Linked DNA regions of Homo sapiens: region 1 is linked to region 2. Evidence: read pairs that join two places in POLR2A ChIA-PET (ENCODE). Cell type or tissue: OCI-LY7. All regions are shown on one strand. Each heading gives the region's core, and the rest is flanking DNA. Links, peaks and the distances in the headings are about the cores only.

What was found. Peaks named below come from ENCODE experiments on the same cell type or tissue, not always from the same donor. Only the 100,000 strongest peaks of a DNase experiment are listed, where the experiment ranks them.
Region 1: POLR2A ChIA-PET joins it to region 2 with 5 read pairs; 14 of 35 experiments call an interaction of 5 or more read pairs at or near these places.

Annotation. Positions count from the first base shown.
Region 1 is chr2:39,207,178-39,211,571 of GRCh38, reverse strand. All of the region lies in intron 4 of CDKL4 (cyclin dependent kinase like 4), which reads left to right. Among named protein-coding and RNA genes, the nearest start is that of CDKL4, 35 kb to the left of the region's middle. RefSeq lists a silencer at 1,838-2,038. In OCI-LY7, for the core only: no CTCF peak of the experiment used is centred there; no DNase peak of the experiment used is centred there.
Region 2 is chr2:39,132,451-39,136,844 of GRCh38, reverse strand. No RefSeq gene overlaps it. Among named protein-coding and RNA genes, the nearest start is that of SOS1, 14 kb to the right of the region's middle. In OCI-LY7, for the core only: a CTCF peak has its summit at 3,427; no DNase peak of the experiment used is centred there; H3K4me3 peaks cover 669 bases; H3K27ac peaks cover 493 bases.

The sequences.
Region 1 (4,394 bases), core at 156-4,155, 75 kb before region 2:
TAGCAACAATGACAAGTTTTGGGGAGAGGTGGCTGGAGCACCATTATAAACACAAATTTTGTATTGTGGTGTTTTCAATTCTTTGCTGTCATTGGTCTCTCCCATGCTCAGATTTTCCCATCTTAGGCCAACATGAGCTTCTTCAAGTTGGCTCCTGGTACCTTTGCTATATATCATTATATTTTTGGGACAGTCTCGCTCTACTGCCCAGGCTGGAGTGCAGTGGTGTTATCATAGCACCCTTGAGCCTCAAACTCCTGGGCTCAAGTGATTCTCCCACTTCAGCCTCCCTGAGTAGCTGGGACTACAGGCACATGCCACTACACTCAGCCAATTTTTGTTTTTGTAGAGATGGGGGTCTCACTATCTTGCCCAGGCTGGCCTCAAACTCCTGCCTTGGCTGCCCAAAGTGCCAGGATTACAGGTGTGAACCACTGCACTCAGCCAATGATAGCTTTTAAAAAAATATATCTAGCCCTTTTGAGTTGGTGCCTAGACAGAGACAGTGCTGAGGCAATGATACAGAGTACCATATGGTCAGTTTTGATGCCAGCAGAATGTCTATCATAGCAGTCTAGGATTGCTGAAAAAGAAAGTACAAGATCATGAGAATACATTTCAATACGGAGGGGAAGCTTTCTTTAGTTTTAGGAAAGTCAGTGAAGTTTTTATTAGGTTAAATCAAAAGCTTTTATTTTCTATTAATGTAGAGGGATATTTTTCACAAAATACATAAACCTATTTTTCATGATGCAAATTGTGCTTTCTGATGCTTAATAAAGATGATGCCAAATGGAATCCTTATCTCTGTTGCTTTCCACCATGCTATAGGAGATATCAAAGTTGCTGCAGGAGTTTTATGGGTAGTTAAAATGATTTCTAAAAATACCACTTACCACAAGTGTTTATACTTTATCCCTATATAACCAGACACTTTCCTGGGTACTTGGTTATAAGCTTGAATGCAATGTCTGTGGCTGCTTTATCTTTGTATCTCTTTAATACCTAAATTGGATATTTTTATATACAGGGTGATCAATAAATATTTATTGAATAACTGGATGGAGGGATGGGTGGATGGTTGGATGAGTCAATCAGTCAGTCAACCCAAACTGCCTAACTGATTGTGACTATTTCCAGTGGAGCCAAACATTATTGTAGACCAACGCAACTGCCATCATTTCTGTGCTTGGAACAACACGTTCTATACCCTAAGCTTTAAAACACTGAAAACTTCTGACTGATAATATGTGGCCTCTATTAAAAATAGGTAATTTTTCAGGCTAGGTGTGGTGGCTCAAGCCTGTAATCCCAGGACTTTGGGAGGTTGAGGTGGGCAGATTGCCTGAGGTGAGGAGTTCAAGACCAGCCTGGCCAACATGGTGAAACCCTGTCTCTACTAAAAATACAAAAATTAGCCGGGCATGGCAATGCATGCCTGTAATCCCAGCTACTACTCAGCAGGCTGAGGTGGGAGAATCACTTGAACTCGAGAGGCAGAGGTTACAATGAGCTAAGATCGGGCCACTGTACTCCAGCCTGGGCGACAGAGCAAGAGTCTGTCTCAAAAAAAGATAATTTTTCAGACTAACTTCCCTCCTCCAAGATGGAAATTACTTCTCATTTTCTTATGGTAAGCCTTTGTGTATCTGCCTTTTTATTTATCTATAATTAAAATGCTTGCAAAGAAAAAAATCTAAGCCATATATAAAGCTGTCACAATAATACAACTAAAACCTTTATACTCTCCTTATTTTTAAAGGAACTCCCATGATAGTCTCAAAGAGTAGAAAAGGCAATCTGACCTAGTGGTGTTGCTGACGACTCACAGCTTTAAACCTGTAGAGACCATGTGCACCTTATCATCTCCAGAGTCGAGATCCTAAACAGGACACTGCAGGTTAAAGTACCAAGGGATTCAGGCCTTGCTACTCCAACTATGGTTCATAGAGATCACCTGGGAGCTTTTAGAAATGTTGAATCTGAGGTCCACTACAGACCTGCTGAATCAGAGTCTGCATTTTAACCAGAGCTCCAGGTGATTCATGTGCACATTAAATTTGGAGAAGCGCAGGACTTAAGAAAATACGTATTCATTTGGTTCTCTTTTACCCTATAATATCACTAGAGTGAGGTAACCAAAGTGGTCCATTTAACGCCATAATGAACCCAGGGATTTTTATATATTTGCTGTATTGATTAGAGAACAGGGGCTTCATCTCAAAATGGCAAAAATGACTTTTTTTTTTTTTTTCTTCCTGAGACAGGATCTTGCTCTGTTTCCCAGGCTAGAATGCAGTGGCGCCTTCACGGCTCACTGCAACCTCAGCCTCCCATGCTCAAACAATCCTTCCACCTTAGCCTCCCAAGGAACTGGGACTATGGCACATGCTATCATGCATGGCTAATTTAAAAAAAAAATTTTTTTTTTTTTTTGTAGAGATAGTCTCATTGTGTTGCCCAGGGTGGTCTCAAACCCCTGACCTCAAGCGATTCTCCCACCTTGGCCTCCCAAAGAGCTAGGATTACAAGCATGAGCCACCATGCCCAGCTGGCAAAAATGACTTCTGAGATAGGAGTGGGTCAGGCTGCAACCTCCGTCAGCATCTTGTTGATACTCATGTTTTGGTTGTTGAGGAGAGGGTTGCTTTTCTCTCTCCTCGATGTGTGAGCATCCATGCCTAAGGCTCAAAGAGAATAAATTTCTCAGATAATAAAAAAAATGATTTATTGTTTTTATCAGGCTATTTAAGAAGCAATTTCTGGTGTGCAAGTTTGCAGAGATGATTTTAAAGTTAAAAGTCAGTTTTAAAATACCATGGATATCTCTTTAGGCTGGCCTGTGAGCCAAAAAAAAAAAAAAAAAAAAAGATTGCCCGTCAGCCACAACAACTGAACCTGAGCATTGTTTGCTAAAAACTGTGTACAAGGCCAAGCATGGTGTCTCATGCCTGTAATCCCAGCACTTTGGGAGGCCGAGGCTGGTGGATCACCTGAGGTCAGGAGTTCAAGACCAGCCTGGCCAACATGGCGAAACCCCATGTCTACTAAAAAATACAAAAAATTAGCCAGGCGTGGTGGTGAGCACCTGTAATCCCAGCAACTCAGGAGGCTGAGGCAGGAGAGTCACTTGAACCCAGGAGGCAGAGGTTGCAGTGAGCCGAGATCACGCCACTGCACTCCAGCCTGAGCAACAAAGAGCGACTCTGTCTCAAAAAAAAAAAAGCTGTGTATAAAACTCAACTTATTAAAATTATTTTATTAAGAGAGACTTGCATGTTTCTTGTTCTTCGAGGGAAAATAAGCTGATTGCAAGAGGCATTGCAGAGAGTTTGCATTGAGTGTGGCTTTGCAGTGGAGTAGGTGAATGCTGTATGTCTAAGCATCTTCTTCCCCCCATGCCCTGTTTCTTATGGTTCCAATTATTTATTTTTTAATTTTTTAAAAATTTTTATTTATTTATTTATTTTGAGACAGAGTCTTCCTCTGTCGCCCAGGCTGGGGTCCAGTGGCGCAACTACAGCTCACTGCAACCTCTGCCTCCCAGGTTCAAGTGATTCTCCTGCATCAGCCTCCCGAGTAGCTGGGATTACAGGTACCCACAACCACGCCTGGCTAATTTTTCTATGTTTAGTAGAGACAGGGTTTCACCATGTTGGCCAGGCTGGTCTCGAACTCCTGACCTCAGGTGATCTGCCTGCCTAAGCCTCCCAAAGTGCTGGGGTTACAGGCATGAGCCACCACGCCCAGCCAGGTTCCAATTGTTTTTACTCCCTTTTAAATTTCTTCAGTATCCTCTCACTCTTTATCAATAACTTCTGTTACCTGCTCCTATAAAATAAATTTTCCTGTTTCTTTGGAATATGTCAATACTTCATTTCCTTTTGTATATTTGGTTGAAAAATAAGTGCTATAAATTTCACATGGATTAGATGCAGAAAACATATGTATAGGCCAATGGACAGATATTGATGTAAATCCATTTACTTGGTAATGCTACACATATAGTCTAGAAATTCTAGAACTTGATGCAAACTCATTTAAAGGATATAACCTGTTCTAATGCAATCACCAAGTATGAGTGTTACTGACTCAGAGTGTTAGTCTAAGTTTCTTAAGTGTGTTGCTTAAAAGGTAGGATATCAAAACTATGTTCATTTATATTCCAAAAAAAAATTTTTTTTTTTGAGACAGGGTCTCACTCTGTCACATAGGCTAGAGTGCGGTGGTGCCATCTTGGCTCACTGCAACCTCCACCTCCTGGGCACAAGCCATCCTCCCATCTCAGCGTCTTGTGTAGCTGGGACTAAAGGCACACGCCACACACCTAGCTAATTTTTGTATTTTTTGTAGAGACTGAGTTTCACCATTGGGCCCAGGCTGGTATCAAACTC
Region 2 (4,394 bases), core at 177-4,176:
AGGTCCCAGATTACTCTCCTTAAGGAATCCCCATTCCAATCTTGAGGCTGCTCTGAGGAATAAATGCACTTAGAGCTGGAGTAGGCATAATTTCAACGGTGCCTCAAAGACCACCTCTCCGACTCCTGTCTTTTTTAAGTGAATCTCATTAAAGATCTTTTTTTCTTTTTTTTTTTTTTTTTTTGAGATAGAGTCTCGCTCTGTTGTCCAGGCTGGAGTGCAGTGGCGCTATCTTGGCTCACTGCAAGCTCTGCCTCCCGGGTTCACGCCATTCTCTTGCCTCAGCCTCCTGAGTAGCTGGGACTACAGGCGCCCGCCACCACGCCTGGCTAATTTTTTGTATTTTTTAGTAGAGACGGGGTTTCACCGTGTTAGCCAGGATGATCTCGATCTCCTGACCTCGTGACCCGCCTGCCTCAGCCTCCTAAAGTGCTGGGATTACAGGCGTGAGCCACCGTGCCCGGCCTCATTAATAATCTTGATGGTCATCCATGGGGAAAAGTTGGTTCCCCAAAGAAAAGCTCCCACTGGAAGAAGGGGAAGTGACAGGACAGGTAAAAATACAGATTGCATGTCAGTGTTTGGTTCAGTGAAATTAGAATCTCTGAGGAAATAGAACTTCGGAATTAGGCAAGTGAGGGGCTAGGGCAGCAGGATTTGGGTAAGGAATAGGGAGACAAATCATAGAGGTAGCCAGTGGGCAGTATGGGTGGAGGGAAGCTCCCGGTAGTCTGAAGCCTCAGCCTGTCTGTCAGGTGGGGAAGGAGAAGGTGACACAGAGAAACAGGGCCTGCTTTCATTTTTCCTATGTTGCAAGTGCATTATAAATATCACTTTCAGCAAAGCTGATAAGGCTGAAATTATGCAGTTCTGGGCTTAACGTTTTTATATATTTTTATCCCATGCCTCAATCAACATTGCCTTCCCCTCCCACTTCCTCCCACGCTTCTACCCCAGTAAGATACCCTTTTGTCACTTGCTGTCATAGCAATGGGTTGTAGAGCCAGGAAAGGAGGGCAAAGCGAAGGCTTTGAAGGGCTGAGACCTATTTTACTTCTTCTGCAGTATCCAGATCCTTACTTCTTATCCCCAAGGGCCATAGGAATTCTCCCAGTGGTCCCAAACTCTAGTTGGGATCTGCCTTTAGATGAAAGCCAAAGTCAGATGTGCCAGTTGAGAACCAAGAGGGGAAAGTGTGTCCAGCCATTTTGGCTCATCTGCATTCCATGATAATGATATACAAAGAAACACATAATTAAAGACATTCCAAAGTGCACATAAGCATGCACACTTATTTACTTGGTTTTGAGAAGATGTTTTAATTTTTTTTTTTTTTTTTTTTTTTTTTTTATGAGACGGAGTCTTGCTCTGTCTCTCAGGCTGGAGTGCAGTGGCGCCATCTCGGCTCACTGCAAGCTCCGCCTACCGGGTTCACGCCATTCTCCTGCTTCAGCCTCCCAAGTAGCTGGGACTACAGGAGCCCGCCACCACGCCCGGCTAATTTTTTTTTGTATTTTTAGTAGAGATAGGGTTTCACCGTGTTAGCCAGGATGGTCTCGATCTCCTGACCTCGTGATCCGCCTGCCTCGGCCTCCCAAAGTGCTGGGATTATAGGCGTGAGCCACTGCGCCCGGCCATGTTTTAATATTTCATAGTTTTTAAAGTTTATAAAATTGTACAAAATAGCCTTTTCTTTTTCCTCTGGTGGTGGTAACTTAGCATGGGTCTCATTTATTTATTTATTTATTTATTTATTTATTTATTTATTTATTTATTTATTTTTTGAGACGGAGTCTCCCTCTGTTCCAGGCTGGAGTGCCCTGGCGGGATCTCGGCTCACTGCAACTTCCGCCTCCCGTGTTCAAGCTACTATCCTTCCTCAGCCTCCCGAGTAGCTGGGATTACAGGCATGTGCCACCACCCCCGGCTAATTTTTGTATTTTTAGTAGAGATGGGGTTTCACCATGTTGGCCAGGCTGGTCTCGAACTGCTGACCTTGTGATCCTCCAGCCTCAGCCTCCCAAAGTGCTGGGATTACAGGCATGGGCCACCATGCCCGGCCTGGGTCTCATGTTTTTTACAGTGCCCAAATATAGAGTGGCACATGCAATGCATATATCACAAACACAGAAATGTGTTTTTGGTTTCATGAACGTAGGTCAAGGATCCATTTTTCTAGCACTGAGTTTTAAGGGTAAGAGTTGAATAGTGACTAATGATCATACTTACCTCCTAAAAACAAAATGCTGACGAACAAGAAAGGGATTGAGCAAGGGGACCTCTTCAAGTCAGAGCCTGCCATCAGCCCCAGCTGGACCTGACAATAGCCTTACACACTGATGTCCCTCGAAAGATTAATAAACAAAGATATTGGGACTTTCCTCTTGTGAACAGTCTCGCTTTTCAAAAAGATTAATCTGAAAAAGCAATGTACATATAGTCCTTGACATGAGGAGCCACTGGGATGGAGTGAAGCAAGAGCTGACCTTGGAGTTTGTTGACAGCTTTGTAATGGGTGATGTAGGTAGGGCAGAGGGCTTACATTCACTGGGCCCCAGTTTTCTCCTCAGAAAAATGGGGATATTAACAACTGTCTCATAAAATAAAATGTAAGTAAGGTACCTGGGATGTGAGATGCTCAAAAACTGCTAATTTCTTTTCCCCACAGCCAAAGCAATTATTTGAAAAAGGCAGCACGGGGTGATAGAGCATGGCCTATGTATGAAGAATGAAACAGAGGGCTGGCCTGGCATGGTGGCTCATGCCTATAATCCCAGCACTTTGGGAGGCTGAGGTGGGAGGATCGCTTGAGTTCAGGAGTTGGAGCCTAGCTTGGGCCACATAGTGAGATCCTGTCTCTACTAAAAGTTAAAAAACTGTCCAGGCGTGGTGGCTCATGCCTGTAATCCCAGCACTTTGGGAGGCCAAGGAGGGCAGATCATTTGAGGTCAGGAGTTTGAGACCAGCTGGCCAACATAGTGAAACCTGTCTACTAAAAATCCAAAAATTAGCAGGGGCATGGTGGCACATGCCTGTAATCTCAGCTACTGGGGAGGCTGAGGCAGCAGAATAGCTTGAACCCAGGAGGCGGAGGTTGCAGAGAGCCAAGATTGCACCACTGCACTCCAGCCTGGGTGACAGAGTGAGACTGTCTCAAACAAACAAACAAACAAAACCAAGAACGAAGCAGAAGGTAATGGCAACATGAGGGAGCTCCAGGTTGATGATTTTGATTTACTCAATAAAGTAAAAGTCAAGGTCAGGAACAAAAGGCAGGTGGAAATAGATGGGGAAAAAAGGTACAAGAAAAGAGGAAATGCTGTAACTAGGTGTTCTGAAGATTGATGTATAGAGTTTACTAGAGATTCAGTAGATTTCTGGGTGATATTGAGCACCCCTTTGAGGCTTAAGATTAGGAAGTTAAGGTGACACCAAGTGGTGCAATTGTACGATTCTCTAGTAATGCTTGGGTACACAGGAGCACACACAGAACTAGTGGATGTTTGAGGTTATTTGAGACTGGACTTTTTGCAAGGCAAGTGTGGCAAATGGAGAGAGGCAAGGAAATGGAAAAGTATGTTCAAAGGCATAATAATAATAATAATAATAATGAAATTTAAGCTAAAGAGAGAAAAGACAGCAAGAGATTGCTCTTAAAGGAGGAAAGTTATTGATATTCATTTCAAATCTGATGTGAATTATATTACCTTCCCCCTTAGAAGGCAGAGGCAGTTAAGACCAACTCTGTTTTATTTCTTATTTTTATCTCTTTTTTGAGATAGTGTCTCACTCTGTCACCCAGGCTGGAGTGCAGTGGCATTATCTTGGCTCACTGTAACCTCTGTCTCCTGGGTTCAAGTGATCCTCCTGCCACAGCCTCCCAAGTAGCTGGAATTACAGGTGCCCACCACCACGCCTGGCTAATTTTTGTATATATATATTTTTTTTTACTAGAGACAGGGTTCACACCATGTTGACCAGGTTGGTCTCAAACTCCCGACCTCAAGTGATCTGCCTGCCTTGGCCTCCCAAAGTGCTGGGATTACAGGCAGGAGGCACTGTACCCGGCCCCAGCTTTGTTTTGAAATAATAATATTTTATCTCCATCATATTAGCAACTAAACCCAAAAGTTTATCAATAGAATAATACAACATGAGCAAGAAGAGTTTATTTTAGGAATACACAAGTGCTTAAATATTACATTAAATGATGAAAGAATTACCAAATGATCATATGATCAGATACTGTTATCAGTTATCTATTGCTGTGTAACAAACCACCCAAAAACTTTGTAGCATAAAGTAACCAATGGGTTCTACTCATAGATTCTGTGAGTCAGTAATCAGAACAGAGCACAGCAGGGACAATTTATCTCTCCACAATGTCTAGAGCC